Linked DNA regions of Homo sapiens: region 1 is linked to region 2. Evidence: chromatin contacts called from ENCODE Hi-C or POLR2A ChIA-PET data. All regions are on one chromosome and are shown on one strand. Each heading gives the region's core, a stretch centred on a gene start or an enhancer-like site at or near the end of the contact. The rest is flanking DNA. Distances are from core to core; before and after follow the strand shown. Region 1 overlaps ATG13 (autophagy related 13). Region 2 holds the start of DDB2 (damage specific DNA binding protein 2).

What was found. Hi-C counts contacts between places; a loop is a spot of excess contacts on that map. ChIA-PET counts read pairs that join two places held with the same protein, here RNA polymerase II (POLR2A). Pooled maps may share reads with other maps.
Region 1: a loop to region 2 is called in a pooled map, with 6 times the contacts of the local background. The contact joins the enhancer-like site here to the promoter of DDB2 in region 2. A Hi-C loop is called at or near these places in 3 of 50 pooled maps. POLR2A ChIA-PET finds 5 or more read pairs at or near these places in 5 of 52 experiments (B cell, Panc1, activated CD4-positive, alpha-beta memory T cell and 2 more).

The regions. Positions count from the first base shown.
Region 1 is chr11:46,668,778-46,672,769 of GRCh38, reverse strand. It overlaps ATG13 (autophagy related 13), which reads right to left. Exons shown (of 19, transcript NM_001346311.2): 17 at 3,860-3,976; 18 at 3,238-3,366; 19 at 1-515. The coding sequence ends at 438. Among named protein-coding and RNA genes, the nearest start is that of ARHGAP1, 30 kb to the left of the region's middle. Within about 2 kb of position 1,594, at least 9 of the 41 ENCODE cell types and tissues checked have a DNase peak (open chromatin) inside an H3K27ac peak, as active enhancers do.
Region 2 is chr11:47,212,599-47,216,617 of GRCh38, reverse strand. DDB2 (damage specific DNA binding protein 2) reads right to left here and starts at 1,644. Exons shown (of 10, transcript NM_000107.3): 1 at 1,355-1,644; 2 at 146-282. The coding sequence starts at 1,481. RefSeq lists enhancers at 1,312-1,591, 881-2,080, 1,922-2,161, 1,368-2,203, 2,204-3,040 and a silencer at 1,642-1,851.

The DNA of each region.
Region 1 (3,992 bases), core at 345-2,844, 540 kb after region 2:
CTGCGACTCCACACCAATCTCTTGGCCACCAGCTGGAATGTCAAACAGTGGATGGTGACAGCAGGCAGGGAAGGGGCCAGCTGCAAGGCAGGCCCAGGCAGGAGGCCGGCAGCAGGAGGAACAGGATGACACCCTTGGGAAGCAGTTGGTGATGGGCAGGGCACACAGATGGCCCTGCTGAGGGCTTTTTCGTACGAAGGTTCTTCCCATCTCCAAGGCCAGCACGTGAGTCTTCTCCAACTGGGCACTGGGCTTGACTGCCGCCACGGAGTCTCCAGGAGGTCCAAGAGTAGGGACTTCTGGGTCCCCATGGGAGAAGCCAGCCTCCCTTCCACCTGGCTCAGAGCAGGATGAGGGGTGGGAGCAGCTGATGCATGGGAGGCTGCTTATGCCCTGGGGCCACAAAAAGGGGGTGCTGCTGGGACTCAAGGATACTTTTACTGCAGGGTTTCCACAAAGGCATCAAACTCGCGGACATTCTTCTCATGCACAGCCAGCTTCTCTGGTAATGAGTCCTGTACCGGAAAGAGAGGGAAGAGCCGTTTATTCAGGCAGGGCCTTGAGGAGGCAGCCAGCCCAGTCCCGAAGAGGGGAGGCAGCAAGCAAGACGAAGCTCAGCCCTAGCTGGGCCGAGCAAGTGGGAGAACGCAGGGCAGCTGCGTAGGCACAGGGTAGGGAGGGGTATATGCATCAGGGCTTTGCAGGGGCTGGAGGATTAATGGAACGGCCTTGGGAGTCCAAGTGGGCCACACACTTAACAAAAGAGAAAAGGACCACAAGAGCAAGATGATTCAGAAATTAAACATGAAATATCCCTGGCACAGATCTGACTGACACTAGAATAAAATACCAAGTGTACAGCTCTACAAATTAAACAGTTTACAAAAGATTTCTTCACACCCTTTGCTGGGCATCGGGACCCCCTGGGGGGAATGTGAACCAGGTGGCCCCACTATACTACTGACATTCTGACACAGTAGCAGGTCTGTGGTAAGGCCTAGGAATCTGTATTTTTAAATTTTTTTCTTGAGACAGAGTCTCGCTCTGTCACCCAGGCTGGAGTGCTGTGGTGTGATCTCAGCTCACTGCAACCTCCGCCTCCCGAGTTCAAGCAATTCTCTGCCTCAGCCTCCTGAGTAGCTTGAGTAGCCTCCTGAGGCGCCCGTCACCAAGCCCAGCTAATTTTTTGTATTTTTAGTAGAGACAGGGTTTCACCATGTTGCCCAGGCTGGTCTTGAACTCCTGATGTTGTGATCCACCCGCCTCGGCCTCCCAAAGTGCTGGGATTACAGGCATGAGCCACTGCACCCGGCCAGAATCTGTTATCTTTATACCAGCTGAGGAAGGGGTGAGTTAGAGATTGAGAGAGAATGGTAAAGACAGAAGCAGAGGAAAACAGAACTGTGAGAAGTTTAACTGTCCTAGAGTATCAACTATTAATAAAAATGCGTCTCTACTGATGACTAAATGAACAGAAGCTGCATCTGCAGAGTTTCACCATCACAATTTCCTGCCAGTAGGGGTTTAAACACGACCACAAGGGAGCGTGGAGAGTCTCTTGCCTCAGAGTTTTTAATGTGGCCTGGAGACACCAACAGCTGAGGGTGGTTTGGGTGCAGCTTCCTGAAAGGAGAGGGAGGCCTCAGAACTGGCTACGGCTGTGGCATCAGTTGAGAGAATTGGAGCCACACTTTCTTCCAAGTGCATGTCATGATAGGCAAGGGAGTTTAGTGGTTAAAAGGCTAAATTGAGGAACCAGATCCTCTAAGATCAAGCAAAGCTTTGTTTTGCCTGGGTCTGTGTGACTATGAGCAAGCTAATCATTGTTGGTTTTCTCATCTGTAAACTGGGATGAGAAAACTTACCTCTTAGGGCTGTTGAAGATTCATGTAAAACACTTAGAAAAATGCCTGGCACTCAAAAAGCCTTGATTTTTATTTATTTATTTATTTGTTTTTGAGACAGGGTCTCACTCTGTCACCTAGGCTAGAGGCAGTGGCGCAAACATGGCTCACTCCAGCATTGACTTCCCCAGCTCAAGCAAGCAATCCTCCTGCCTCCACCTCCCAAGGCAGCTGGAACTACAGACGGATGCCACCACGCCCAGCTAATTTTTTGTACTTTTTGTAGAGACAGGGTTTCACCATGTTGCTCAGGCTGGTCTTAAACTCCTGAGTTCAAGTGAAGGCCTCCTCAGCCTCCCAAAGTGCTGAGATTACAGGTGTGAGCCACTGTGCCTGGCCCAAAAGGTCTTGGTAGTAGTAATTATTACTTTTTTTTTTTTTTTTTGAGATGGAGTCTCACTCTGTCACCCGGGTTGGAGTGCAGTGATCCAATCTTGGCTCACTGCAACCCCCACCTCCCAAGTTCAAGTGATTCTCCTGCCTCTGCCTCCCGAGTGGCTGGGATTACAGGTGCCCGCCACCATGCCTGGCTAATTTTTGTATTTTTAGTAGAGACGGGGTTTCACCATGTTGGCCAGGCTGGTCTCGAACTCCTGACCTTGTGATCTGCCTGCCTTGGCCTCCCAAAGTGCTGGGATTACAGGCGTGAGCCACTGCACCTGGCTATTACTGTATTGTTATTACTGGGCATGCTTTTCTCCTTAAAGCAAATCCAGGGCAGCTACCATAGGATCTTAATATCTATTTAGGAGGTGATCATTCCACCTCAAAGAGGGACATCTCCTGGCATGGGGCACCCAGTTTGTGGCTTGTGCGGGGCACTCTTCTGCCCCTCAGAGGCAGGAAGAGGAAATGCCCTAAGCAGAGATGGGGTCATTATAATCAGTATCAGGACATCTGGTCAAGTGTGAGAACTGCTAGATGACGGAGTGAGCTCTCTGAGGAAAGAGCAAGAACACAGATACTCAGGACCTCACAATCTCCTCTGCCCAGTACCACTGGCATCTGCCTGGAAAGCTAAATAGCTAATGCAATGGCTGTTAGAGCAACTTGGCCTAGTGGCATCTGCAAGGAGAAGACGTCAGGCACAGAACAACAGGAGCATGTAAGTAATGCTGAGAATGTGCAGAGAAAGAAGGAACCAAGCTCAAGCAAATTCCAGATAATGACTGCTGGGCACAATGCCAATCTCAAGAGTGATCAAAAGATAATTTTCTAATTATGTCTCTTTCCTATTACAGGGAAGATAGAAGGTGGTAGGCCTCCTAGGCCTTTGGCAAAGGAATGACCATCAAATAAGGATGCACTGTGGTAGAGGAAGACGTTTCCATACCAAGTCTTCAGCCATGGACTGTGCTCCAATATCTATGGAGAGGCTGCTCAGCTGAGGTGGGTTCTGAAACTCCCGATAGAAGGTCCCCAGGTCCATCGGAAGAATGTCATCTTTAGAAAAAGCTGGTTTCTTCAAAAACAAGACAGAGTCAGTTTAGCTTGCCTTGAACCACAGAGGAGATAAGCTATGAACAAGTCTTTCCTTCTAGCAATTATCAAAAGGTTCTTTCAGGCTTATCTTAGGGAGAGAAATCTTTACACTTTTCTCTCCCAGACTGTTCACTTCTAATGCTGGTGATAATATTCCTCTCCACTAGTTAAGTTTATGTCCCACTCCTTCAAACTCCTTGCCTAGCCACGAATAGGACCTAAGTGGGTATCAGTGGAAAATCTCCATTTAGAGTTGAATTTCATTATGAATTTTAACCAAAGGCATGACAAAAAATGCCTTGTTGTTTATCGGCCTCCAAAATGTCTCCCCAGACCAGACTCCACCTGTCCATCCCTTCTGTCTACACCAGCACATCTGATCCCTATGAAGGAAATCTGGATCAAGTGCAGTAGATGCTTCTAGGTCTAGTTCCCCGGGACAGCAAAGGTCAAGGAAGGTGACGGCGACTTACAAAGTCTATCATAACAAAGTCATCATGGGTATTGCCACTGCTGCCCCCGCTGGAGCCATCTGAGTGCAGGCTGCCCTGGAGAGGAGATTCAGTCTCTGGGGAATCTGGAGGATTCACCTGTTTCATAGCAAGG
Region 2 (4,019 bases), core at 395-2,894:
AGTGCCCAGTAGGCCAGTCACCACAGTCTGGGTGATCGGACCACTCTGACAAGCTGGTGAACCAAGCCATCATCTAATTTGGGAGCATGCAATAGTAAAAATGCACGTGTAAACCCTTGAGGACTTGAGGCAAAAAATGCCTTACCTGCTGGACAGATGGCCAGGAAGCTCTGCCCAGCTTATGCTGGTGGAGGGTCCTGACGATGCTGCGGCATGGTGGCAGGATCTGTGGGCCAGCCAGCCCCACCCAGAGGCAGTCTGAGTCACATCTTCTGCTAGGACCTGCCAAGCAGAACAGACATATTTTCCTCTCCAATCTCACGAAAGGTTTTTCTGCTGAATTCCCCGAAAGGAAGCCTTGTTTCATTCGGCACGGTTAATCTCTGTCTCATCACCTCCTGCGGCCTTTCCATGTCTGTGTGGTCTCAACGAGCACCAGAAATAAAAAAATGAGTGAGGATTTGGCCCCTTCCCCAAAACACTCCCACAAACAGTAAGTCTGAAGTGAAAGTAAATACAGTCGTGCAGGGTTCCTGAGACCCCAGCCAAAGAAACACACAAGGATAAAGTACAATGCAGAACTCTTCCCAGTTTGGGCTGCAAAACTCGAGATGGGACTGGGTCACAATTTTATAAATCACATATAATGCACAATAAAAAGATTTTAGGGCAGCATGGCAGAAGTCACCGTTTAGGAAAAGAAGGAATAGGAAGGCCTGGAAATGCTCTTAACTAGGTTACTTCTGGGGAGGTAAGTGAAATTAGAATAGCAATAAAGCAACAACTCCTGATCACCAAACTGTATTTGAGGACCCAATCACTATAGGTCCGACGTCTTGACAACCAATTCTTTCTTCTCATGGACAAAAACCACTTGATTAACAAGCCCCAGCTCGTTTTTGAGTGTCTCGAAACTCCTTATAGCCCCAGGTTCAAGCCCCAGTAAACCTCAGAGAATGAGCTTTCTAAGGAGGAAGGAATTGGGGGCTCTCACAACTGACCACCGAGGACGTGCAGCTAACAAGCGTGACTATGAAATCCAGCACACACAGCGCCAGGAAAGGTAGGATTCTCTGAAGCCGTCCTAACTGTGCAAGAACCCTGATACGAACAAGGAATCTGACAAGTCCGTGTGTCTGTTGTTACGGAGCTCATCTGCTTCCTGTTACCTAGCGGGAGAGGTGTTGAAACCTAAACACTCTGGTGTCAAAGGACCTGCAGGTAGAATGCACAGCCGGAGGCACCCGTGACCTGCGCGGGCCTCGGGAGCCTCGGAGCACCCATCCCCCGCTGCAGCCTCCTGCGCGAGCACCCTAAAAGGCGGAAATATTCAAGCAGCAGGCACAGGCAGTACCGGAGCCCTTCGCACAGAGCTTCTTGGCCTCGGGCTCCAGCTCCAGGGGACTCCTGCTCCTCTTGTTCCTGGGGCGTAATACAATCTCGGAGGTCTTCTGGGTTTCTGGGCGTTTCTTGGGAGCCATCGCGTCCTCCGTGTGAAGGGGTACTGTGCTCTATGCGAAGATCATGGAGGGAGGATTGAGAGGCCTCTGGGGAGAAACAAGGCGGGGACTACAAAACTGCGGGGCCACAGGTAGCCGAGCTAAGCCAACTTCCCGCCAAACATGCCCAGGGCTTGTTCAAACCAGCTTGGAGCTCCGGCCCCACCCGTCTCGGAGACCCCGCCCCTTCCTGGAAGGCGGGGGCGCGGGGAGGGGGTGGTGCCAAGGGGCGGTGCCAGCGCTCCCGGGAGGGGCGGGAACTGCGCCAGGGCCAGTGCCAGCCCGGGTCAGCTGACCTCCCTGGAGCAAAGATGGTCCCCGGCTTTATGGATTTTTTTTTTTTTTTTAGCAACAGGGTCTGGCTCTGTCGCTCACTCTGGAGGGCAGTGGGGCGATCATAGCTCAGTGCAGCCTCCACCTCCTGGGCTCAAGCGATCCTCCCACCTCAGCCTCCTAAGTAGATGGGACTACAAGCGTACGCCACCACGCCCGGCTAATTTCTCTCTCTCTCTCTCTTTTTTTCTTTTTCTGGAGAGACGGGGTCTCGCTTTGTTGTCCGGGCCGGTCTTTAACTCCTGGGCTTAAGCGATCATCCAGCCTTGACTTCCTGACACGAACCCTCCTCAAACGCGGCGCTGCCAGGCCTCTGCGGGTCCGGGGAGGAGGCCCGGTGCCAGCCAAGGCTCTGTCTCCCGCCTTGCAATTGGTGATGACGCCCGCTCGGGCTTTGGGATTGGCTGGTCCCTACAGGGTGTAGTTGGGGAGTGGCGGCTTTGTAGAGAGCTAGTGCCTTTCCTAAGTTAGAAGCTGGGCTCTACCAGCGGTCAGCTTTGCAGTCGGATTCCAGAAACTACAGTCCCATCGAATCCAAGCTGCTTCTCTGTGAAGGGAGAATGATTGGAACTCCTTGCCTTTTTTTTTTTTTTTTTTTTTTTTTCCTAGAGGCAGTGTCTCTCTTCCGTTACCCAGGCTGGAGTGCAGTGATGTAATCACAGCTCACTGCAGCCTTGACCTCAAGTTTCACTGATCCTCCCACCTCAGCCTCCCAAGTAGGCTTGCAGACCTGTATCCCCAAGCCTAATTTTTTTATTTTTATTTTTGTAGAGACAAGGTCTTGCTATGTTTCCCACGTTGGTCTGGACCTCCTGGGCTCAAGTGATCCTCCTGCCTCTGCCTCCCAAAGTGCTGGGATTACAGGCATGAGCCACCGTGTCTGGTTCTCACTGCTCTTTTATTTGTTTGGTCGTTGGCTGTTTTTATTTTTTCTTTCTTTCTTTCTCTCTTTCTTTTTTTTTTTTTTTTTTTTGAGACAGGGCCTCTCTCTGTCACCCAGGCTGGAGTGCAGTGGCAGGATGTGGGCTCAATGCAGGCTGGACTTCCTGGACATCGATCCTCCCACCTCAGCCTCCCGAGTAGCTGGGACTACAGGTGCGCGCCGCAACACTCAGCTAATTTTTGCATTTTTTGTAGAGACAGAGTCTCCCTAAGTTGCCTAGGCTGGTCTAGAACTCCTGGCATCCATCCACCTCGGTCTGCCAAAGTGCTGAGATTACAGGTGTGAGCCACTGTGCCCAGCCTCCTCACTGCTTTTTTTTTTTTTTTTTTTTTGAGACGGAGTCTCACTCTGTTGCCCAGGCCGGAGTGCAGTGGCACAATCTCGGCTCACTGCAATCTCCGCCTCCCGGGTTCAAGCGATTCCCCTGCCTCAGTCTCCGGAGCAGCTGGGACTAGAGGCACACACCACCACGCCTGACTAATTTTTTGTATTTTAGTAGAGACAGGGTTTCACCATGTTGGCCAGGATGGTCTCGATCTTCTGACCTTGTGATCTGCCTGCCTCGGCCTCCCAAAATGCTGGGATTATAGGCGTGAGCCACCATGCCCAGCCTCTTGGCCTCTCACTGCTTTTAACTAAGACTTGCCTAACCTGTTGGGTGTCCACCTAGGAGCAGCCTGGGACGTGATGGGCCAGAGGGCGTGCAGCCAGCGGTACTTAGAACTCCTACGCCCTCGCTTCAGCCAAAGTCCAAGTCTTGAAGGTTCACAGGTGAGGCCGCGCTGTCCTGCCTAGCCTGAGAAGAGACAGTTTGGATGCACCCTAGTTTCTGCGAAGAGGCAGGCAGGAGTTGGGCTTACTCAGGCATTGCTGGGCCTTTCCTCCACCCACTAAGCCCCGTGCCTGACAGTTTGTGGGGGTGGGAGGAGATATACAAAAATGCATTAATGGTAGGCCATCGCATTGGCTCAAGCCTGTAATCCCAGCACTTTGGGAGCCTAAGGCAGGTGAATCACTTGAGGCCAGGAGTTCAAGACCAGCCGGGCCAACATGGTGAAACCCTTTCTCTACTAAAAATACCATCAGGCGCAGTGGCTCATGCCTGTAATCCCAGCGCTTTGGGAGGATGAAGCAGGCAGATCACTTGAGGTCAGGAGTTCGAGACTAGCCTGACCAACATGGTGAAACCCCGTCTCTACTAAAAATACAAAAATTAGCTGGGGCGTGGTGGCACTTGCCTGTGG